Linked DNA regions of Mus musculus: region 1 is linked to region 2. Evidence: chromatin loops called from intact Hi-C (ENCODE). Cell type or tissue: heart. All regions are shown on one strand.

The links. A loop is a pair of places that touch in the nucleus more often than their neighbours do. Peaks named below come from ENCODE experiments on the same cell type or tissue, not always from the same donor. Only the 100,000 strongest peaks of a DNase experiment are listed, where the experiment ranks them.
Region 1: a loop joins it to region 2, with 6 times the contacts of the local background. A loop is called at or near these places in 12 of 42 quality-filtered maps.

The regions. Positions count from the first base shown.
Region 1 is chr3:86,139,609-86,147,608 of GRCm38, forward strand. It overlaps Rps3a1 (ribosomal protein S3A1), which reads right to left and starts at 3,060. Exons shown (of 6, transcript NM_016959.4): 1 at 2,900-3,060; 2 at 2,090-2,193; 3 at 1,631-1,818. The coding sequence starts at 2,961. It overlaps Snord73b (U73B small nuclear RNA), which reads right to left and starts at 1,079; the gene lies at 1,009-1,079. In heart, no CTCF peak of the experiment used is centred here; a DNase peak (open chromatin) is centred at 3,043; H3K4me3 peaks cover 2,500 bases; H3K27ac peaks cover 1,843 bases.
Region 2 is chr3:86,221,018-86,229,017 of GRCm38, forward strand. Lrba (LPS-responsive beige-like anchor) reads left to right here and starts at 3,673. Exons shown (of 57, transcript NM_030695.2): 1 at 3,673-3,737; 2 at 4,052-4,487. The coding sequence starts at 4,272. In heart, no CTCF peak of the experiment used is centred here; DNase peaks (open chromatin) are centred at 3,154 and 3,724; H3K4me3 peaks cover 2,642 bases; H3K27ac peaks cover 2,061 bases.

The DNA.
Region 1 (8,000 bases), 81 kb before region 2:
GAATATTATCTTTTAAAAAGGAAAAATAGCCGGGTGTGGTGGCGCACACCTTTAATCCCAGCACTTAGGAAGCAGAGGCAGGCGGATTTCTGAGTTCGAGGCTAGCCTGGTCTACAAAGTGAGTTCCAGGACAACCAGGGATACACACAGAAACCCGGTCTCAAAAAAAAAAAAAAAAAAAAAAAAAAAAATCACAAAAGGAAGAAAAGAAAGATCCTGTTAGAAAGGAAAAATAGGTTGTGTGTGGCGGCTTTAGTTTCAGTACTCCAAGCAGGACACACAAAAATGTTGGATCTTTTAGGAATTTGAGCCCAAAAAAACCAAACACACAATAAGCTGTACATGACAGATGTCTGCAATCCTTGCACTCAGTATACAAAGGTCTACATAGCAAGTACCAGATCACAACAGGTTGGAGACCCTTTTTATTTTAAAAAATTTATTTTATGTGAGTACACTGTAGCTGTCTTTAGATAAACCATAAGAGGGCATGAGATCCCATTACAGATGGTTTTGAGCCACCATGTGGTTCCTGGAAATTGAACTCAGGACCTCTGGAAAAGCAGTCAGTGCTTTTAACTGCTGAGCCATCCCTCCAGACCTGAAGATCCTTTCTTGAAAGAGGGCAGTGGAGAAGTTCTGCTGTAAAACTGTATTTTCTAAATGCCTTTTTATTCCTAAGTTACACAAAGAACTTAAAAACATAATTCCAAAGCTAAGATCCAAAGCTAAACAAAATCTGTAATTAGACCATACTACCATCTTTTAGAGGACCATTTTTGTGGCAAAGCGATCTGATTTCTTTGAATTTTACAAATATTAAGTTCTCAAATATACCCAATATTTGCCGTGAGCGGTGGTACATGCCTTCAATCCTATCACTCAAGAATTTGAGACCAGCAGAACTGCCCGGAAACAAAATCCTGGCATCCACTTCACTGCAAAGGAGTATATACATCAGTATGTACTAAATAGCCTATTATTTCCAAAATTACATAAAGTATAAGGGAATGTCAGCAATAAATGTTACGGTAATCAGTAGGCTTCATTTGGGACCGAAACATCTTGTCATCACTCATTCCCATATACAATGTCAATATCAGGATACATCTGAACAGCTTTCCCTTGAATCAGCCTTCTTTGCTGGTCACCATGCTAAGCCCATTTCCCTACATGTCATTTCATCTTCACAACCCCAGGGGCTGATGTTGAAGAAATTAAGCTATCAAAGCTTGTTACTACTTTCAAGGACAGAAGGGGACCGAATCTGACTCTAGCCACACTCCACTGTCAGACAACTGAGTCAGCTAGATAGAGCACCTTTTCTCTATCAACTCTAACGATGTTAACCCTAGAACAGTCCCCAAACTGGCAAAGCTGCCCAACTCACCTAATGTGGCCGTAACAAGCAATACCAAGTTAAAGGATGCAGCTCAATGTTAGGACTGATGTCCCAGCATGTGGAAAGCCCTGGATTCTACCTCCAGCACTCAAGAATTAACAGTGATACTCAAATGAAATGAAACCAACTTCTCCATTCCATGTTTTGATACTACCTACCAACCAACACACCCATGACACATCTGCACACCCACACCACAGCACTCACACTCGCAGCTTTTGGTCTCACCTGCCACTTCTTGACCATGGAGCACATTTTGTCCCGGGTAAGATCCATACCATGGAAGTTAGTCAGACAGTTTTTGCCCTGAACGTCCTCAGTGATTAGCTTGAATTTTCTAAACGCAACTTCATCATTCTGTAGATCAGCAAGGCTCACTTCAAACACACGACCCTTGAGGCCATCAGAGGCAATTTCTAAAAAAGAACCACAAACCCTGTTAACTTGTTAACCAAACCCACCTTCACACCAGTGGCTTACTGCCAACACCTAAACGTTCTCTTGGACAGCTGTACAAACACTTCATTGCTGCCACATCTGTACTAAGACCAAGCACTCCCAATGCCAGGCCCTCCAACCACTGGGCTGACATTTCAATCCAGCGCCCCATCAGAGTTGACCAAGGCGCCGGTTAATATGCACATGCCACAGCTTAGGAACAAAGCAAAAGGGGCCCACAGTACTCACTGGTTCCTTGAGTCCTCGTGACTAGTGTCTTCCCGATGTTCCTAATATTGAACATGGCTGGAGCTTTCACATCGTACCAGTCTTTCTTAGAAAATGGATCGACCCTGGATGGGAGAAAAATAACCTCAAGTTTCTCTGTAAATTGTAACAACACTCCCGACCACTTTTAAACGCTTCTTATCCTTCAGACTTCTGTTAACAGTTTCCCAGGCACGATCTTGCAATCGGCCTGCACTTAACACGACGGACGTCCTCCCCGTGGGGTGAACGTCTGCGAGGCCGGCTGGTCTGCCAGTGCACAAAGCAGTAAGTTCGAAGCCATGCCTTCCCCACTCCTCCATCACACAGGCAGTACTATATACACACTGCCCTGGAACCTCAGGGACCTGTGACAGTGACTGGTCCGCAACAGCACAAACTGCTGCTAAACAAGTGTCCCGGGTCTCCAGGTCGGTCCCACGAGAGCCCAGCACACAAGTTGACATGGGGTCCCGACATGGACAGCCAGAGTGACTGACGTAGAGCGGTGTTAAAAAGTGCCACGGACTTCCAGCAACCCAGGAGCCCACAGTTCGCGCGCGACACGCGAGCGACTGCTAGAGACGCAGGGCGGAGATCACACGCGGCGCGCGACACCCGGCCGGGTGGCGGAGAGGCGGCCGCCCGGGACGCACCCGCCAGCCGCGCAGCGCAGCACCGCCGCGCAATCCACCCCGCATCCTCACCATCCGCCCCACGCCGCACCCCAGAACCCGCCCACCAACTCCTGCGGAGCCCAACGGCCGGGGACCCGCGCGATCCGCCACTCACACTTTCTTCTTAGCTCCCTTCTTGCCACCTTTCGTCAGGCGCTTGTTCTTGCCGACCGCCATGGTGCCGACCGGAGAGCCAAAAGGGCGGAAGTACAACTCGCGCGAGAACTTAACGCGAGCCGGGCGGGGAGCGCCGTCTACGTGACCCTTGCTCTTTCGCCCTTCCGGCTTTAAGAATCTCGCGACACTAGCTGGCGGCTCGTTTCCCGCCGTGCTGCGACAGCGCCCTCGTGTGTCGGGAGGTCGCGCAGCGGGCCGCGGGCTGGCTAGGCTGTGCATGGGAGCCTGCAGATTGTCAGAGATGCTCAACCCACTTCAGGTTTCTTGTGGTTTCCGTTGCCCCGAGGGTGGGAACTCTCTGTTTCTAATTTTGAGAGTACGTTTCTTCCCTAGACCATGGGCTTTGAATCAGAGATAGCAAATCCATGTTCAAATGGTGATTCCAACAGTACTTAGCCTTCTGACCTCTTTAGCCATCAGTTCCCTCGGGTGTAAAACGGGAATATTCATGTGATCTATTTCAAAACATTAGTGTAATTCAATAAGCATGACTTCGGGCACGCTGTTCACGTGCTGACTACTCTTGGGCTTGGCTGTGTTGTGAACTTTCATGAAAAAAGAGGCTTAGCCGTGTGTGCAATCCCAGAGCTCTGGAGGCAGGAGGACAGCAAGTTGGAGGAGAGCCTGGAGTATATGGTGAGTACTAGCCTGAACTACCTAGCAAGACAGACTGGGAAGGGGAGAGGAGAGAATATATATATACACACACACACATATATACATATGTAACTCTTACACATTTGTAATCACATTTTTTTTTTGTATGACTATGTGTGTGGTCCTGTGCCTCACAGGTCTCTGTGTGGAGGTCAGAGACCTATTCTCAAGAGTTGGTTCTCTTCTTCCACTATGTGGGTATAAGGCTCAGGGAGAGGCTGCCATCCTGCGCACACTGGCCCGCAGCGCTGCCATACAATGTGCCCTGCCTCCTCACTGCCTGAGAGGTCTCTGCAGGTGCCTTTACCAGCTGAGCCATCTCGACAGCCCTGGGTTTTTGGTTGGTTGGTTTTGTTTTTTCTGGGATAGGAGGAGTGTTTGGGTTTTTAGTGGAGTGGGGACTAGAGTGGTGTCCTGGAAAAGCCTCAGCATGCCTGAGACAACGGATTCCATCTCTAGCACCCCAAAAAGGCACAGTCGTGATCAATTGTTGTACCTAACTGCCCACCAATTTTCTTAATGCAAACCACCCCTTCCCCACTTTTAAAAGTGATGTCTTTATTTTTATTTTATATGGTTTGCCTGCATGTTTGTCTGTGTGAAAGTCCCAGATCCCCTGGAACTGGAGTTACAGACAGTTGTGAGCTATCATGTGGGTCCTGGGAATTGAACCTGGGTCCTCTAGAAGAGCAGTCACTACTACTCTTAACCACTAAGCCATTTCTCTACCTCTATCTCCACCCCTCCACATCCCCAAACCCCCACCATAAAAAATGGCTTCCCCATTCTTATGTTAGTATTTTTCAAAACAAGATTCCTCCTGTGTTGTTCGGGCTGACCTCAAATTCACCTTCCTCAAGCCTCCGCCTCCTGGGTGCCGGCATTGCTGACATGCTCTGCCACATCTAGTTCAGAAGATCACAGCCTGGTGACATGTCACCAGCTACCTCAAGGGCAGAACTCTAACATCCTCTCTAGCCAAGGCCAAAAACAAAAAAAATGGTGACCAAATCAGAACCAACTCCCTCTTCACCAGGCTCCCAAGAAGTTTTTAAATGCTTTTTTTCCCCTTCAGATATAAAGATTGATTAGGGTTCAGAAACAAATTGAAAACTTTCTTTAACAAAATTGACTCTGATTTGAGAGGAGGGCTACCGTCATGTTACCCTATATTTGGGAAATGACAGAAATGCCTATTATAAAGATAACATGTACCCAGCTGTCTGAGGCTAAAACAAGAACAGCAAAACCTGTTTAGTTGAAAGGAACTTGTGGAGCCAGGGGTGATGGCACACCCCTGTAATCCTAGCATTCAGAAGGCCAAGACAAGAGTCTCTGAGGGTAGCCTGGGCTACACAGTGAGGCCTTTCTCTGAAGACCTAGGACTGGAAATGTTGCTCTGTGACAGTGTATATTGGTGTGACCAAGGTAACTTGGTTCATCGTCCTTGACCATAAAGAAATGTGTAAATGTGTGTGTGTGTGTGTGTGTGTGTGTGTGTGTGTGTGTGTGTGTTATAATATAAACACCCCAAGTAGTAGCTAGGAGTATTTGGTTACAACTGTTGCTATTATTGTTATTTTGAGATGGAGTTTCTGTATGTGGCTTCGCCTTCTCCCAGATCTTACAGGATCCTCCCACCTCAGGTTCCCAAGAAGCTAGAAGTCTCGTCATATTCTGGCTTCTAGCTGAATGTGAGGCTCTCCTCCATCCTCTCTGTCGTTTGCCTCTCTCTCTTTAGGATGTGTATGAGTCCAGTGTAATCAAGTTTCCCTTTCTGTCAACAGGTGCCTTTCTCTGCAGCTCATCCACCCTGTCCTATAAATGGATCTCTCACACCATTCCTGCTCCTCCATCGAGTCACCCCATTGAAGGGTACCAAACTTCGTAATGGGTCCTGTTTAACTTCTCAGAAGACATTGTCAGAATTCGATGGAACCCGAAGCCTCACTAATCATAGCATCAGTCAAGATGCTCATCAGCTGGACTTTTTCTCCAACAAGGAAGCATATGATGAAACTTTTCTCTGTTGATGAAGCCATCTTTGTTCCGATCGGTCATGTTAAAAGCACTTGAACTCCCCAGTCTGTGACTAGTCACGCCTGGCAGACACCTTGGATGCTGGGCCCTCGGGGCTTTTCTTTGCCCTCAGGCTCTTCTTGGTAGTCATTAAGTCCCACCAAACCCTCACAGCTACAGCATAGCTTCCATTCGGCAAGCCTTTAACTCTTAAGATCCCTCCTAGTCCTCCTACCCCTGCCCTCTGAGCCAATCTCCCTGACCCTTTAGTCCCACCCAAAAAGTCCTCAGTAACTCCACAAATCTCAGTTGTCTGTCATGTCTCCAGTCCTTACTGTGTGACTCTATTTAAAACTACCCAAGTGTATCCTCAGAGATCGTTAAGATGAGGCCTGCAATGTAAGTAAGTGATAGAGATCATTTGTCTTACAGTTAGGAAGGCCTTGACTTGATCTTCAGCACAGTTCACCAAACTCCCTTCCTCCCCACGTCAAAAGGTAATCTGAAAATAGATCTTATTTTTCTTACTACAATTCAGAAGACAGAAACAAAGGGCTAGGGATGTAACCCAGTTCCTAGATGCTCGTCTGACACAAAGCCTAGCACCACATGAACTGGGTGTAGAAATGCACGCCTGAACAGTAGTAGTGCTTGCCTTTATCCCAGCACTCAGGAAGCAGAGGCAGGTGGATCAGTTTCAGGCCAGGCTGGTCTACAGAGTTCCAGGACAACCAGGGCTACACAGAGAACCGCTATTTGAGAAAAGAGGAAAGGAGGAGGAGGAGGAAGAGGAGGTGGCAGCGGCATGTGTAACACACAGGAAGTGCAGAGGATCAGAGTTCAAGGTAACACATAGGGAGTTTGAGGCCAACAGAGCCTCAAATGAGACATGAGACCCTGTATCACCCTTAATCCCAGCACTCAGGAGGCAGAGACAATTGGATCTATGAGTTAGAGGCTAGCCTGGTCTACATAGTGAATTCCAAGCCAGTCAGGCCTATATAGTGAGAATCTGACTTTATTATTTTATTGAAAAGAATTACGCTACATATTTTGTTTGTTTCTTGAGTTGTTTTTGTTTGTTTATTTGGTTTTCCGAGACAGGGTTTCTCTGTATAGCCCTGGCTATTCTGGAACTCACTCTGTAGACCAGGCTGGCCTCGAACCCACCTGCCTCTGCCTCCCAAGTGCTGGGATTAAAGGCATGTGCCACCACTGCCCAACATATTTTGATCATGTTTTTCCCTCTCTGAATCCCTCCCAGATCTTCTGCCTCCCTACCCGTCCAACTTTATGTTCTGTTTTCTCCTGTCTTTAAAAAACTAAAAATAGCCGGGCGTGGTGACGCACGCCTTTAATCCCAGCACTCGGGAGGCAAAGGCAGGAGGATTTCTGAGTTCGAGGCCAGCCTGGTCTACAAAGTGAGTTCCAGGACAGCCAGGACTATAAAGAGAAACCCTGTCTCGAAAAACCAAAAAAAAAAAAAAAACTAAAAAATAAAAATAAATTTAAAAAACCACAAAGCAGACCCCATGTCTGCCTTTCCCTCTCAGTGTTAGGACTTTATCAGGCTTGAACCTGTGCAGGCCCTGTGCATCTGCAACAAACAAATCTGTGGTTTCTCATATGTGCACCAATCCTGCTGTGTCTGGAAGATGCTGCTTCCTTTAGTCAGCCATCAGCTCTGGCTCTTAGCACTTTGCTTCCTCTCCACACAGTTCCCTTACCCTTGAGGGGATGGAGACATCTAGGACTGAGTGCTCCACAGTCGTCTCTCATTCTCCACACCTTGTCCAATTGTGAATCTCTTTGCTAATTCCCAGTTACTTTAAGAAGGAGCTTCTCTGATGTAGGCTGAGTGGGGCACTGACCTACAGAAATGGAATTATGTCATTGGGGGTCATTTTATTGCTATGTTCCTTTAGCAGTTCCAGTTTTCCCCTAAGCCCATGACCTGTCTAATCTCAGGCTCTTGGCCATGTTGGCAATGTCAGATACGGGTTTTCTCTCAGAGAGTGGATGTTAAATCAAATCAAAAGGTGGTTGGTTATTCCCATGCCATCCATGCCACTAGTACATCAGTTTAGCTTGCAGGCAGGTCACCGGGGTAGGTCGCAGTGTGTAGCTGGATGATAGTGATGATTGCTTTTCCTCCAGAGGCGTGCAGAGTGCCTTCCAGCATCGGTGATGCTAGTCAGGACAGGTAAGCTACCAGTCAGGCACCAGCTTGACGTCTCTCAGCGGTAGGGTCTTACCATCAAGTTGTGGAGAGCAACAGTAACCTTGGCAATAGCCTGAGGGTTTTATTTGGGTGTGGGTGTGGGTTCATGGGACCTCCTTTGCCAGTGACTCAACAAGATGGA
Region 2 (8,000 bases):
CATTTTTATTATTTTGTGTGCATGAGTGTTTGACCTGCATGTATATATCACATGCATGCCTGTTGTCCACAAAGTTCAGAAGAGGGTGTCTGTCAAATCCCCTGGGATTGGGGTAACAGATGGTTGTGAGTCATTGGGGGGTGGGGGTGGTGCTGGGAACTGAATCCCAGTCCTCTTCTTTTTTTTTTTTTTAAGGTTTATTTATTTTTATTTATATGAGTACACTGTAGCTGTCTTCAGACACACCAGAAGAGGGCATCAGACCCCATTACAGATGGTTGTGAGCCACCAGGTGGTTGCTGGGATTTGAACTCAGGACCTCTGGAAGAGCAGGCAGTGCTCTTAACCACTGAGCCATCTCTCCAGACCCCTTTCTTTTTTTTTTTTTTTAAAGATTTATTTATTTATTATATGTAAGTACACTGTAGCTGTCTTCAGACACTCCAGAAGAGGGAGTCAGATCATGTTACAGATGGTTGTGAGCCACCATGTGGTTGCTGGGATTTGAACTTCGGACCTTCGGAAGAGCAGTCGGGTACTCTTACCCACTGAGCCATCTCACCAGCCCCAAATCCCAGTCCTCTTAACAAATGGTGGTAACAGTGCTCCTAACTTCTGAGTCAACTTATCAGCTCCTCTAACACATTTATAACTTTTTTTTTTTTGAGATAGGATTTCATTAAAATGTCCAGGTAGGCCTTGACTTTGAGGTCATCAAGCCTTCGCTGGAATTTTAGGCCTGAACCACACCACACCCGACTTCTCTCTCTCTCTTTTGTTGTCTGTTATGTTTTTGATGTATGCTTAAGATAAGGAAAATTAGAAAAATCAAAATCTTCCGACTTAATTCCAAGACATTGATATCAGATAGATACAAATTAAATGGCAACAAGAAACTGGAACCTGGCTTTGCAGAAGGCAAGCTTACCCTTGCTCCATTTTTCTCATTCTACCCCCCCCCCCTCACTTTCTCTTCCCCACATCCTCCCTTGTGTGTATAATACAGCTGAAACCGTATTATAAACTTAGCTGTAGATAGCTCATATGAAGGCTTTTGACTAGACTAACTTTCATTAGATCTAACTAATAAAAAACTGTTTTCATAATATCAAAATATCTATGGTAGCACAATTTTCCTCAATTCAAATGGTAGCAAGAGCTTTCAGGAAGAATTAAAGCAGGTCACTTCAGTGTTTGATTTAATCCCCATTAATATAGGATAGAGTATTTACAATATAGTTACATCAAGGAGCTTATGAATTGATGGGCAGTTTAGCCCAAAGTATCCCTCAGGATGGTGTACATCTAAACGGCAATCTACAGGGATTGTACTTTAACCAGGGCTGGGCTAGCCCAAGTTTTCTCTTCTGCATTTACTGTACTTCTTTCGGCAGTAAAACTACTAAGAAAAGTAGGTGGTGACAAAAGTGCTGGGAAATGATTTTTTAAAGTGTGTAATTTGTTTTGAAATAGTTAAGTAGTTGTCTTGTAACAGCTTTTGCTTCCCAGGTAAAGGAGCATTACCAATAATCTCAAAAATGCATGAGACACGTACCTTATCCTGGATCCTTGAGACTGTGTGACTTGAAAAGGGTTTGACTGTGACCATTTTCATTCTTACCATCCATCTGCTTTTATTAGAAGGTATTCATCAACAAATTATTAGTGCCTATAAACTAGATATAGTAACTTAAACTATCTGCCAAATCCAAGGATGCAAAATCTTACCAGATGACTTTGGTAGCCTAATCATGGCTCCCACATTCAAAATAGAAATTGGTAGAAGGTCAAGAAGGTCAAGTGAATGTTTTCTTGATCCTGCAGGGACATCTCACTCCCTTATTTCAGATTTACACACTGAGATCCAAGGAATTTGTTTGTTTGTTTGTTTTCCTTCTTCAGGGATTTCAGCAACAGGTGGCCAGTGATGTTAACTCTAACAGTAAAAGTTCACAAATCAGCAATTCACAGAATTAGAAAAATGTCTGCCTTATCTTTGGAATTTGTAAATCCATTCTGAGGCAACCTAATTTCTTTTAAGAAGCTTCCTTTTGAGTATTTAAAAAAGGTGCAATAAACTAAACACACTTCGTTGCTAGAATCTTTTCTGATGTTGCTTCTCTTAAGTATCCATGTGACAGCTAAAACGGTCTATTTTTCAAGGATGTTTCAAATAATACCTTTTCAAGTGAACCATTTCATTTCTCAAACTCATCTACGTTTCTTTGGATTCCTTCAGAGTACTTTGATTACTTCATCCCGTCATTTTTAGGAACCTGGGAGTATTTTAGTACTTTAAAGTCTTATCCCAGAGAATACTAATAGAACAACTACCTCCTCTATGTTCATTTTATTTTATACTAATGCACCAGGATCAATGCTTTGCCATCATCAGAGGCAGTGAAGAGAATGACAACATTAGACTATGACAATTTGTACTGGCTTCAAATCCTCATTTATATATATTTAAAAGCATCTATAATGAGGCAAACTTAACTTCCACACTGGGAAATTGAGAGGAACCCCCTTTCCCATTTCCAGCCCCCCCCCAACCCCCCCGGTGAATCCCGCCTCCACAGCTCCGAGCAGCTGTCTGAGGAATGAATCCTCTACTCCTTAGAATGTGGGAGAGCTTTGCTGGGGCGGCAGCTGCCAGGCAAGGAATCCTCCCAGTCGCTGTCCCTCCCCTCCGAGCAGCGGCAGCTGCCAGGGCATCCCAGTGGAAATCTTTCCCAGTTAGCGCCGCGGGCGGGCAGGCAGCAGCTGAGCTCAGTCAGGGGTGGAGACTGCTCCCCAGAGGCTCCAGCGCCGCCACCTCAACGACTCCTAAGTCCCTCAGGTGTCCTTCTCCAAGTCCAACACGAGGACACCTTGACAACGTGGGGCGGGTACCCTCGGCGCTCAGAGACCTGCTGTTGCACAGCACCCGCCTCCCGTTCGTCGCCAAAGCACAGTCTGGGCGAAGAGTGCGAGGGAAAAGCGCGCCGCTCGCGGCTCTACCTGAGCAGCGCGCTCTCGAGGCGCGCTCCCGCCCGCGTGGCACCTCCAGCGAGCGCGCGTGCTCTGCTCCGCCACTCACCCGCGATTCTCCGGGCCCGCCCGCACGTCCCCTACTAAGCCGCCTCCGCTAGGGCGCCCGCCCGCTCGCTCGCTCGCCCGCCCCACCACCCCGCGCGCTCGCGCTCGCGCACGCGCACGCCGCGCCCGGCGGCCCTCGGCGCTGTCATGGCGGCGAGGAGCAGCTTCAGTAGGCATAGGGGTAGTCCCGCGCGCCGTAGCCCGGCGTTCTGTGGCAGTAGCATCCTCGGCCACCGCGGCGGCACGAGCCGCGGCGTCGCCCCCGCCTGCAGTAGCTGCGTTTGCAAGGGCTGAGCGCAGGGGTGGGGCGGCCTAGGGAAGCACGGAGTTCTAGGCAGCCGCCGGGCTCCCGGGGAGCGGACTAGGGAAACTTGAAGGCTGCGACCAGGTGCCTTGACCTTTCTCTCCCCGGTCCCGTCCCGGTCCCTGTCCCCGTCCCCGCAGGCGCGTCGGGCCTGCCTTCCCGCCCCAGCACACACCTCCCTTCCTCTCCTCAGCCGAGCTCAGGTGCCCGGGCGAGGTGCTCCACTCCTCCCCCTGGGCCGAGCGCTGAGGAGAATCACCGCCCCCTTCCCCCGCCTTTTCCTGCCCTGGATCTCCGCCGCCACCTCCGTCTCGCTGCGCCCCGGCGGGGGTGAGGACGAGGCCGGAGTCTCCGGGTGAGGAGGAACTTTGGACCTCAGTGGTCGCAGGGGCCCCCCGTCCTCTGCCGGCGACAGTCCCCCGCGGTGCACCTGCCCGCGCCCACCACCTGCGCGGGCTGGGGGGGGGGGGGGAGGAGTGAGCCTGCTCGCCGGCCTGGAGGACCCGCCTTCGGCGGAGCGGGCGATGGAGCCCGGGAGGAGCGGCCGGCCGGCTGGCCCTTGGGGTGCCCTTAGTAACTTATTTGACAGACAGTAACTATTTCCCTCTCCTCCCTAAAAAATCCCACGACAGACCTACCCTATTTAACAGATGTTTAATCTTCCAATAGGCTTTGGCGTTGTTGTCAGCCTCCGGGAGAGAGATTGGACAAATAGTCTCCAAGAGGAGGAGGGCGACGACCAAGGACTTTCCTGCTTTTTTGGGTTTCTCCGCAAGTTGGAACAGAGACCCTTTTTGGTTTAGCGTTTGCGTGTGTGTTGGTGCCTCTTCTCCGTGCAGCGACTGCTGGCCCAGGGTGACTCTGACTTGTCCTTTCTCGTGAACTAGTCATGGCTAGTGAAGACAATCGTGCCCCTTCCCGGCCACCAACAGGTGATGACGGGGGAGGTGGAGGGAAAGAAGAAACCCCTACGGAAGGGGGTGCGCTGTCTCTGAAGCCGGGGCTCCCCATCAGGGGCATCAGAATGAAATTCGCCGTGCTGACGGGGTTGGTTGAAGTTGGAGAAGTGTCCAATAGGGATATTGTAGAAACTGTCTTTAACCTGGTAAGTAGATCAATATTTTATAAGCATATACTTTTCTCGGTGAGTTGGGGAGCAAGACGAAGTTGGGGTCATGTGCTTCACTCAATCTAATGGCTTTTTCCACGGATAGACACAAAATTCTACTTGACCTAAATGGAGCAATTACTTGTATTTCAGTTTAAAGAGAATTATGCAAAATTTGATGCTTCAGGTTTTCAATGAACATGAACAGATCACCTTTGTGCTAATTAAGCAAGTGTTGATGTGGAAGTATATTTGTGTGTGTATGTGTGTGCATGTGTGTGTGTAGTCAGGTGTTCAATGGAGAATTTGGATGTAACTTTTTTTTCCTCTTGGAGTGTATGTTTAAGCCTGCGATTTTTCTCTTTAATATTTTGAATAAATGACTTTTTTTTTTTTGGACTTGGGAGCTAATGTAAGTTTTTGCCTAAGTTATGTTTTGCTATAGTTAGTTTTAAATACAGAATTCATGTTCATAGTGCTGATATAGGCTAACTTGTAAATTAGTATTTTTAAAATTCTGGCTACTTTTAGTTTTAGAAATAACTAACCAAGGTTGAATTTTGCAGTGGGTTTAGGGTTATCTTGTGATAATTGAATGTCAATTTGAAAAAGGCCTGAGGCAGCCACAGTGTGAGCTTGATACTTTTGTAAATTTGTGTTTATCATTGAAACAAACTTGGTCATTGGAAGTTGTTGATTATACTATGGTGGGCAATGGCTTATTTTAAGTGGATATGAGATACTTTCTTTTTTTCTTTTTCCATTCCATTTTTAGAAATTAGTTTTAGTGGAGCCTTTAGACTTTAGTTTTCTGTTGCTTATAAACTTAAAAGAGTTGAAACCGAGTTTGGTTTTAAAATAATTTTCTCTCATTCAACCAGTGTTAGAAGATAATACAAGGTGCCAGATATAAATGTGCAGTAGTTGTAATAACTGTTTAGTAGCCATTCTTTTTACCTCTATATTTTTGAGGTTAGACTGTTTTATTCCCGGCAGTTAATTATTTCCTTCATTAGGCTTTTACTGTTAGTCCGGTTATTTGCAATACAGATTATAGAATGACAAAATAGGTATAGGTGATATAGGTATAGGCACTTACTTTTGAAGCGTAAAACTTTAAGCTATATTTTATTTCTTTATTATTGTATTATGATTTTTGATATACTGAAAGATACATACATATATACACATTTTTGAAACTATTATTGAAACATATATATAATATATGCATATTATATATATTAGAATAGTGTAGTGATCTCTGGGTATCCATCATCCAACTTTACTACTTTGGGGATCTTGTGTTTGAACTTTCAACAGTGAGCTTCCAGATGAAACGCAAATTCATCTATTCCTTTTCCACAAAAAACTAATTTTTTAAAATGTAATCTTGGTTTCTCTTTCTGAACCTAATGTAGTTTGGATGTACAGAAATCTTGTAGTGATATCATCCATCCTTAGTTGTTTCTGTGTGGACATACAGCACGCTTTGGCAGGAAGGTACAGACTCCTCTTCTTTATAGTGTGGTTTGATGGGGTGGATGACCAACAGGAATCACTTGGATTTTTATCATTAAAGAAAGTCTAAATTTTTTATTAATAGTTTGCTGAAGGGTGGTCCTGATATGGACTTTAAGGTTAGGTTCGTCATACTTGCATGCTTACAGTGTACAAAGAGGTAAGGTCTGTCCTTTGTATGCCCTTTTCAGCAGTATCCACCCTTTTGAGCAGCATGGGCAGAGTGGCTGAGAGGGGCCCCTGGCAGTCCTTTCCTCAGTCATCATTTAGAGTACCTTTCATGATTAAAATATAGGGCGTTGGTGGTCCAGCTAGTTCATCTCATTTGTTACCATTGCTGCATCTAATATTTCTTAGTGGACATAGTGTGAGCTGTAATTCTGTTCCAAAGAAGAACCTTGATTCTGTGCCCGGTAGTGGACCAAGTGGCCTTCTTATTTAACTCTTCTCTACATAACCTAATACATAGGTGCCATTTCAAAAACTCGGAGACCAAGATAGTGAAGAGTTAAATATACACTTGCTCCAGTTTGGTTTTTAGGATTAGTTTTTTCAGGACTTTATCAGTCACATGAATTGGTGTGTGGTTGTTTTTTTGTCTCTAAGCAGGTATTTGTACCTTAGGCAGTGCTTGCCTCAAGGACACAGCAGTCATTGGTCTTGATAAATATTCATGGCTAACCCTCCACCAATGGATTTTATTCCTTTTTATCTAACTTAAAAAAAAAAACTTTTTACAACATTGCTTTAAAAAAAACAACTTTAATGTAAACACATTTTTTTAGTTCACATCATTGGTTTCTCATTCAGTCTGTGCAGAAAGTTGCTTATTAACTTTTTTCTTGTATGTATGTATGTACTAGTGTATGTATGTGTGTAGGCCAGAGGTTGATGTCCAGTGGTGCACTCTCCACCTTATTTACTTATTTAACACATTTTCTTCTTTGTTGTGTGCGGGCATGCATGTGTAAGTGCGGGTGAGCATGCCAGGCCTGGGTGTGGAGGTCAGAGGGCAGATTTTTGGAAGGTAGTCCTCTCCTTTCACTTCTACTTGTCTTACCGTCTGCTCTGTGTAGTTTAGTCTAGCCGACCCTTGCCCTTTGGGGTGATTCTTTTTTCCTCCGAGCTTGCTGAAGAAGTGTTGGGATTACAGATATGAGTCAGGGCATCTGGCTTTTTGTGGATTCTAGAGATCAAAATCAGATTGTCAGCCAGTGCTGTTACCAGTTGACTGGCCCCATTTTTTCTTTTTAAGACAGGGTTTCTCTGTGTAGACTAGACTGACCTCAAACTTAAGAGATCAACCTGCCTCTGCCTCCTGAGTGCTGGGAATAAAGGTGTGCACCAATGCCTGGCATTCATGCATGTATGCATGCATGCATCCATCCATCGATCCATCTTTCTATCTATCTGTATTATCTATCTGTCACTGAACATGGAACTGGAGAATTCAACTAGAATGACTGGCCAGCAAGCTCCAGGGATCCACATGTCTCTACCTTCTTAACACTAGGGTTCAGGTGCGTGCCTTTCATGTGGGAATTGGGGACTGAAGTCTGATTGTCAATCTTGCATGGCAGGCACATTGCTGACAAAAATATTGCCCCAGTTGTATCTTTTTTTCTCCTATCCTCCCTCTCTCCTTTTTTTCCTTCTCTTCCTTCTTCCCTCCTTCCCTCCCTCCTTCCTTCCCTCCCTCCCTCCCTCCCTCCCTCCCTCCCTCCCTCCCTCCCTCCCTCCCTCCCTCCCTCTGCCCCTCTGCCCCTGTCTTTCTGTCTAAAGACAGATTCTCATTATGTATACTTACTTGGTCTGGTTCTGTCTGTGTAGACCAGACTGTCAAAAAACTTGTTAGAATCTTCCCGCTTCTGCTTCCTGCACACTGGGATTATAGGTATGTACCTCAGCGAGTGCTAACTATCTCTTTCTTAATGGTACATTGAATTAAAACTTCCAAAATTGTGAAAAATAGGAATCAAGCAACAGAACATG